Linked DNA regions of Homo sapiens: region 1 is linked to region 2. The links are chromatin loops, found by intact Hi-C in ENCODE. Cell type or tissue: prostate gland. All regions are shown on one strand. Each heading gives the region's core, and the rest is flanking DNA. Links, peaks and the distances in the headings are about the cores only.

Evidence for each region. A loop is a pair of places that touch in the nucleus more often than their neighbours do. Peaks named below come from ENCODE experiments on the same cell type or tissue, not always from the same donor. Only the 100,000 strongest peaks of a DNase experiment are listed, where the experiment ranks them.
Region 1: it touches region 2 in a loop (5-fold over the local background); 1 of 110 quality-filtered maps calls a loop at or near these places.

The regions. Positions count from the first base shown.
Region 1 is chr5:111,772,434-111,776,835 of GRCh38, reverse strand. It overlaps a transcript of NREP not described here. Among named protein-coding and RNA genes, the nearest start is that of NREP, 17 kb to the right of the region's middle. In prostate gland, for the core only: no CTCF peak of the experiment used is centred there; a DNase peak (open chromatin) is centred at 2,125; H3K27ac peaks cover 397 bases.
Region 2 is chr5:112,025,615-112,030,016 of GRCh38, reverse strand. No RefSeq gene overlaps it. Among named protein-coding and RNA genes, the nearest start is that of NREP-AS1, 120 kb to the right of the region's middle. In prostate gland, for the core only: no CTCF peak of the experiment used is centred there; no DNase peak of the experiment used is centred there.

The DNA.
Region 1 (4,402 bases), core at 198-4,197, 250 kb after region 2:
ATAGAATATTTCCATCACTTTAGAATGGTCTTCCATGCCCCAGGGCAAATCTCTAGTCTAACTTCTATCACTACAGTTAGTTTTGCCTGTTTTGGAGCTTCACATAAATGAAACCACATTTGTATCTTCCTTCTTTCCTTCAACATGTCAGAGTGATTTTCCATGTTGTAGTGTAAACTGATGTTTCCATCAGCTTATTCTTTTTGTTGTTGTCTATTATTCCATTGTATGAATCGACGACTATTTATTCATTCTCTTGTTGATGGACATATGGAATGTTTCCAGTTAAGGGCTATTTTGAAAAAATCTGCAATGAACAGACTTGCGCATGTCTTTTGGTGGATATATGCATTTATTTCTCATACACCTAGGAGCAGCTGGGGTCATGCAATAGGTAGGTGTATGTTTAGCTTTAGTGAACATTGCTAAACAGTTTTCCAAAATAGATGTTCCAATTTTGATCATTCTTTTTAACAGCTGCATAGCATTACATTAGTATTCCCATCATGTATTTAAACTAGCCCACTCTTAATAAAGATGAAAGTTATTTTCAAACATTTGCTTGGAACAAAATATGCTCCAAATAATACCCCTTGACATAAATTATCTTGCACATATACAAGTTTATCTAGAGGAAAAATTATGACATGAATTTACTTGACCCAAGGATATGCTTATTTTTAATGTGAGTCTATATGACCAAATTGCTCTCCAAAGTGTTTCAACTGGTACATACTGCTCCTGGCAGGGTTTGAGGCTATTCACCTCATACTTACTGACAGTAAATCATCAAATGTTTTAAACTTGTTAATCCAGTAGTTATAAATTACATTTTTATGGTTTTTTATAGTTTTAATTTGAAAGTCTCTTATTATAAGTGATAGTGAATATTTTCATAAGTGCAAAAGCACTTATCATTCCTTTATTGTGATCTATCTTTTAATATCCTTCACCCCTTATTAGGTTCTTGGTCTTTTATTGATTTAGAAGAATACTTTTTAAATGGAAGAAATTAAGTTCTTTCTTTGTGATAGGAGTCACAAGTATTTTCCCCCAAATTGTTGTTTGTCTTCTCCCTCTGTTGATAATTGAGAGAATATTTTGGAATATTTTCTTCGCATCAAATTTTCAAAGCATATTTTACAAAGCCCTCGTCTACCCTTCTTCTGCCACCTGTAAGATGTATCTTAATCATTATTAATGAATAAAAAAATTATGCTCTAAATATACTCTCTGGATTATTAAAAATAATCCTGCTCTAATGCATATTCCCGAGAATTGAAAGGAAGACCGCATGTATAAAAGTAATTGGCAGGCACACAGAATATGAGTAGGGCTGCTGTGTTGCAAACTTTCTCAAGGAAGCAAAAGGCAGTTTGCATTCTTAGCAAGATTCTGCATTAGGATCATGTGCTCAGCTTTGACAAGTATTTATATGTGGTAATCAGCTGCCTCCTGCTACCCTAGGGCAGCCCACAAGTCACAGGGAGATTGCCAGGCACTCACTTCACACTGCTCCCTAAAGATTTGGTCATTTTGGAGTATCCCATAAAATGCCCTTAAAATGAGGATTGGTATAGAAAGAAACTTAAGGAATTGTTCTAAATGGTAATATCTCTGTGATACTTGAAAGAATTGAAGTTTAAGCCTGGTATGGTGGCGTGCATCCGTACTCCCAGCTACTTTCGGGGCTAAGGCAGAAGGACTGCTTGAGCCCAGGAGTTAGAAGCCAGCCTGAGCAACATAGCAAAACGCCATCTCTTAAAGAAAAAAACAGAAAACAACAAAATCAAACTATTACTGTGATTCTTCAGGAAAATTTCTCCTCACATCATAAGAGCATTTACTCACTTTTTCCCCCATTAGAATCTTTGCAGCCAGGGACATTTATTATTTGTATCAGTTTTCTCTTCTTAACCATAACCAATTACCACAAATTTAGCAATAAAGACAACACCCATACTTTATCTCATAAATCTGCAGATTAGAAGTCCAGGTCACCATACTGGTCCTCTGTTTAGAGCCTTACAAGGTAGAAATCAGAATGTCAGCAGGGCTGCATTCCTTTCTGGAGGCTCTGGCAGTTAATCCACTTCTAAATTCATTCAGGTTGTTGGCAGAATTCAGTTCCTTGCGGTCACAAGGCCGAGGGCCCCATTTCCTTACTGGCTGTCAGCCAGGAGCCTCTCTCAGCTCTTTAAGGCCATCTGCACTGCCAGTTATATTGCCCCTCCATCTCCAAACCCACAGAAGGACACTGACTCGTTTACACACTTTGAAACGCTGCATTCCCCTTTCTGTGGCCTTTCTCCTTGCTGCAGCTGAAGGGAGGTTCTATGTTTTTAAAGGCCCAAGTGTGATTAGGTGGGCACAACTGGATAATCCAGGATAATCATCCTATTTTAAGGTCTGCAACCTTAATTATATTAGCAAAGTCTCTTTTACCATGTAAGGTAACATATTTGGAGGTTATAGAGATAGAATGTGGACATCTTTGGCAGCCAATATTCTGCCTACCATAATATCATATGTCTTTTTCCCTTCTTCTCTCCCTTCTTCTCTCCCTCCTTCTCTCCCTCCTTCCCTCCCTCCCTTCTTCCTTCCCTCCCTTCTTCCTTCCTTCCTTTCTTCCTCCCTCCCTTTTTTCCTTTCCCTCTCTCATCTACAGTATCTAGCATAATGCTGGACATGTAATATAAGGAGAACTAAATCAATGCTAATTAGTTCAATGATGTTTCTAGAGTTCTTTGTCCTGAGGCTTCAGTCTAAATTCTGGGAATACATATTGAATGGGGAATTTGTCAAGTGGTTTATAAATTCTCAGATCAGAGTAGAAAACTCTAGGGACGAGCATGCTTTGTGTCACCTCCCCCACGGGTAAGAGCCCAGGTTGAAGGGTCTTCCTGGTCCAGGAGTGTGGTCTTTTGGTATAAGCTACACTCTTGGGATTGCCCTAAGCCCCGCAAGATTTCTCTACAAGCAGGGTACCAGGGAGAGAACACATAAAACTCTGTGTGCCAGAACCAAATTTGGACTTGACAGTGTTTTTCAAAAAATAAGAAAGAATATTAGGCACTCTGTAGAAGGCATTATATTTTTGAACAGAGAAATAACCCACTTTAGTAAAGGAAAACTTTAGATGATCTCAAACCTTAATTTTGGTCCTAGAGTCTTCCTTGTAGATAATATAGAGACATTTTTGCGTGAAAATTTTGATTATAATGTACCAAGGGGCAAATTCTTGTAGATCTTTGTTGCACAACTGAAAACAACAGATTTCCAATCCTCCCCAACAAATTTTATTAAAGATAAATCCTCATTGTTAAATATCCTCAGTAGAATAAATAATCATCTTCTAATTTCTTGAGCAAAGAGATTTTGACTATTACATTAGCTGCTAATTCTTGGTTTATGTGAAATAAAAGCACTGTGTGACCACTATTTTCTTGGAGTGGCCAAGGACCAATTAGTAACCTCCAAATACTATTTATTGTTACATCTGCTTTAGAGAAGTAGGTGTTTATTAGTTTTTATGTATGTTTATGATTCTCTCTCCCTCCTAAGGTATATCTTCCCAGAACATAGTTTACTGCTGAGCAGATAATAGTTCCTTTTCTTCTCTCCTTTTTTTGGTTTCCCCTCAGAGAATTGAAGCTCAGTCTCCTGCAAAGACAGTAGTTTAAAAAAAAATTTAAAAAAAAAGGCTCAGAGAATTGAATGAAAGTTATATGCACTATGACTTGCACAATCTATTGTCTGTTGGGATTACAGCTAGAGACATATAGATGATGTATGAACAAGTATGTTTATAGTAAAATTCTAGAATTATCAATACTATGTTGACTTAGTTGAAAACAGATAAACACGGAACCTAAAATGGAACATTTGAATATCATCATTTTGCTATTTAAGAGAAACTAAGCAGCAGTAACCATTAGTAACAAGATAACATTACCTAATCCAAAGCTGTCATGCTATGAAACACAGCATCGTTTATATTAAACTCCTATTATTAATAATACATAATAAAGAAGATTAATGAAAAGATACACTTCAGGAAAACAACATCTTTCAGGTGCTGAGTCAGAAGTGACTCCAGTTGTGTCTTCATGGGAAACATGCTGCTTTCCCGGGTCGAAGGCTGTGATTGCAGTTCCCATAAAGGACCAGCAGCATCCCTGTTGGTGTCTCGGGGGAGGGGCTGAATGAGAGGACTTGTTGCTGCTTCTCTGAGGCTGCACACCTGTTCCTTTTAGTAGAGCCAGGCTGATGATGCTTCTCAGGTGCATAAAGATGTTCCCTCAAACCAAACCATGACTTGCTGATTGCAGCTGAACCTCCAGACTTTCGGAAACTGGAATATTTCTTGGGTCAAAATGTAATCACATTTTTTAAACAAAAG
Region 2 (4,402 bases), core at 160-4,159:
TTCCTTGATCCCAGGAGTTGAAGGCCAGTCCGGGCAACATGGAGAAACCTTCTCTCTACCAAAAATATAAAAAAATTAGCCAGGTGTGGTGGTGTGCACCTCCTTCCAGCTACTCAGGAGGCTGAAGTGGGAGGATCCCTTGAGCCTGGGAAGCAGAGGTTGCAATGAGCTGAGTGAGATTGCTCCACTTCACTCCAGCCTGGGCAACAGAGTGAGGCTCTGTCTTAAAAAAGGGGGAGGGGAGAGCATTAGGACAAATACCTAATACATGTAGGGCTAAAAACCTAGATGACGGGTTGATGGGTGCAGCAAACCACCATGGCACATGTATACCTATGTAACAAACCCACACATTCTGCGCATGTATCCCAGAACTTAAAGGATAATAAAAAAAAAAAAAGAAAAAAACCCAGAAATTTTTAATTTGAATCATCCACTTTATTTTGGTTTAAGTATTTATTCGCTCAAAATTAGGCAAATCTTTCCATACATAGGCATACCTTGGAGATAGTGTAGGTTTAGTTCCAGACCACAGTAATAAAGCAAATATCATAATAAAGCGAGTAAAAACTCACACACATTTTTTGGTTTCCCAGTGCATATAAAAGTTACATTTATACTATACATTAGCCTCTGAAGTGTGCAATAGCATTATATCTAAAAAAAATGTAAATAACTTAAAAATACTTGATTGTTTAAAAAAGCTAATGATCATCTGAGCCTTCACAAATCAATCTTTTTGCTGGTAGAAAGGGTTGCCTCGATTTATTTATTTATTTATGTATTTATTTATTTATTTTTTAAGACGGAGTTTCGCTCTTGTTGCCAGGCTGGAGTACAATGGTGTGATCCCAGCTCACTGCAACCTCCACCTCCCATGTTCAAGCGATTCTCCTGCTCAGCCTCCCAAGTAGCTGGGATTACGGGTGCACACCACCATGCCCAGATATGTTTTGTATTTTTAGTACAGATGGGGTTTTGTCATGTTGGCGAGGCTGGTCTTGACCTCCTGACCTCAGGTGGTCCTCCCGCCTCAGCCTCTCAAAGTGCTGGGATTACAGGTGTAAGCCACTGTGCCTGGCCTGCCTCGATTTTGATGGCTAGTGTCTGATCATGGTGGCGGTTGCTGAAAGTTGGGGTGGCTGTAGCAATTTCTTCAAATAATACAACAAGGAAGTTTGCCACATCGTTGGACTCTTTCATTCATGAAAAATTTCTCTGTAGCCTGCAGTGCTCTTTGATAGCATTTTACCCATTGTAGAACTTCTTTCCAACTTGGAGTCAATTGTCTCAAACTCTGCTGCTACTTTATCAACTAAGTTTATGTACTATTCAGAAAACTTCTTGTCATTTTAACAACAGCATCTTCACCAGGAGTGAATTACGTTTCTAGAAACCTGTTTCTTTGCTCATGCATAAGAAGCAATTCCTTATTCATTCAAGTTTTATCGTGAAATTGCAGCAATTTAGTCACATCTTCCAGCTCCCTTTTTAATTGTGGTTCTCTTGCTATTTCTACCACATCTGCAGTTCCTTCTTACACTGAAGTCTTGAACCCCTTAAAGTAATTCAAGAGGGTTGAAACCAACTTCTTCAAAATTCCTGTTAATGTTGATATTTATATCCACATATAACTTGTGGCAGCTTCTACATCTGTGCTTGCTGCTTCACCTTACACTTTTAAGTTATGCAGTTGGCCTCTTTTGTTAAACTTTATGAACCATCCTCTGTTAGCTTCAAACTTTTTTTTTCTGCGGCTTCCTCACCTCTCTCTGCCATGATAGAATTGAAGAGAGATAGGGCCTTGCTCTGGATTAGGTTTTGGCTTAAGGGAATGTTGTGGCTGGTTAAATCGTCCATCCACATCACTAAAACTTTCTCCATATCAGTGATAAGGCTGTTTTGCTTCTTATCATTCATGTATTCACCAAAATACTACTTTCTTACAAGCGATGTGAAGGACCTCATCAAGGAGAATTACAAACCACTGCTCAATGAAATAAAAGAGGACACAAACAAATGGAAGAATATTCCATGCTCATGGGTAGGAAAAATCAATATCGTGAAAATGGCCATACTGCCCAAGGTAATTTATAGATTCAATGCCATCCCCATCAAGCTACCAATGACTTTCTTCACAGAATTGGAAAAAACTACTTTAAAGTTCATATGGAACCAAAAAAGAGCCCACATCGCCAAGTCAATCCTAAGCCAAAAGAACAAAGCTGGAGGCATCACACTACCTGACTTCAAACTATACTACAAGTCTACAGTAACCAAAACAGCATGGTACTACTACCAAAACAGAGATACAGACCAATGGAACAGAACAGAGTCCTCAGAAATAAGACCATACTTCTACAACCATCTGATCTTTGACAAACCTGACAAAAACAAGAAATGGGGAAAGGATTCCCTATTTAATAAATGGTGCTGAGAAAACTGGCTAGCCATATGTAGAAAGCTGAAACTGGATCCCTTCCTTACACCTTATACAAAATTAATTCAAGATGGATTAAGATTTAAATGTCAGACCTAAAACCATAAAAGCCCTAGAAATAAACCTAGGCAATACCATTCAGGACATAGGCATGGCCAAGGACTTCATGACTAAAACACCAAAAGCAATGGCAACAGAAGCCAAAATTGACAAATGGGATCTAATTAAACTGAAGAGCTTCTTCACAGCAAAAGAAACTACCATCAGAGTGAACAGGCAACATACAGAATGGGAAAAAATTTTTGCTATCTACCTGTCTGACAAAGGGCTAATATCCAGAATCTACAAAGAACTTAAACAAATTTACAAGAAAAAAACAAACGACCCTGTCAACAAGTGGGCAAAGGATATGAACAGACACTTCTCAAAAGAAGACATTTATGCAGCCAACAGACACATGAAAAAATGCTCACCATCACTGGCCATCAGAGAAATGCAAATCAAAACCACAATGAGATACCATCTCACACCAGTTAGAATGGTGATCATTAAAAAGTCAGGAAACAACAGGTGCTGGAGAGGATGTGGAGAAATAGGAACACTTTTACACTGTTGGTGGGACTGTAAACTCGTTCAACCATTGTGGAAGTCAGTGTGGCGATTCCTCAGGGATCTGGAACTAGAAATACCATTTGACCCAGCATTCCCATTACTGGGTATATACCCAAGGGATTATAAATCATGCTGCTATAAATACACATGCACACGTATGTTTATTGCGGCACTATTCACAATAGCAAAGACTTGGAACCAACCCAAATGTCCAACAATGATAGACTGGATTAAGAGAACGTGGCACATATACACCATGGAATACTATGAAGCCATAAAAAAAGACGAGTTCATGTCCTTTGTAGGGACACGTATGAAACTGGAAACCATCTATCTGAGCAAACTATCACAAGGACAGAAAACCAAACACCACATGTTCTCACTCATAGGTGGGAATTGAACAATGAGAACACTTGGACACAGGGTGGGGAACATCACATACCATGGCCTGTTGTGGGGTGAGGGAGGGGGGAGGGATAGCATTAGGAGATATACCTAATGTAAATGACGAGTTAATGGGTGCAGCACACCAACATGGCACATGTATACATATGTAATAAACCTGCACATTGTGCACATGTACCCTAGAACTTAAAGTGTGTGTATATATATATACAGGCTTTCTAAACCTAGAATTCTGATTCTATGGGCTGGAGTTTTGCTAAATGTCCTGGTCACCTCATCTCAACCAACGAATAATTAAGGAGTGCCAGCTATGTGTAGAACATTGTGCTTGGACCTGCAGAAGGCACAGTTCCTATGTTTTGGGGATTAGTTCTCTCTATATCTAAACAAATTAATAAAAACAAACAAAAGTAAGATAAAAAAAATTCCCTTCAAGAACTTCCCCTTTGCATTCACAACTTGGCTAAGACTGCAAGAGGCCTAGCTTTCAGTGTATCTTGGCTTTCAAAATGCTTTTCTCACTAAGCTTAATCTTTTCTAGCTTTTGATTTAAAGTAAGAAACATGTGAGTCTTACTTTCACTTGAGACACTTAGAGGCTATTGTAGGGTGATTAATTGGCCTAATTTGAATACTGTTGTATCTCAGGGAGTAGGAAGGCCTGAGAAAAGAGAGAGAGATGGAGAAACAGGTGGTTGGTGGAGCAGTCAGAACAACACAACATTTATCCTTTTAGCTCACTGTCTTATATGGGCATGGTTTGTGGTGCCCAAAACAATTACAAAAGGAACGCCAAAGATCACTGATCACAGATCACCATAACAGATATAATAATAATGAAAAAGTTAGCAATACTGTGAAAAGTACCAGAATGAGACATAGAGACACAAAGTGAGCAAAGCATGTTTGGAAAATGATGCTGATAGACTTGTTTAATGTAGGGTTG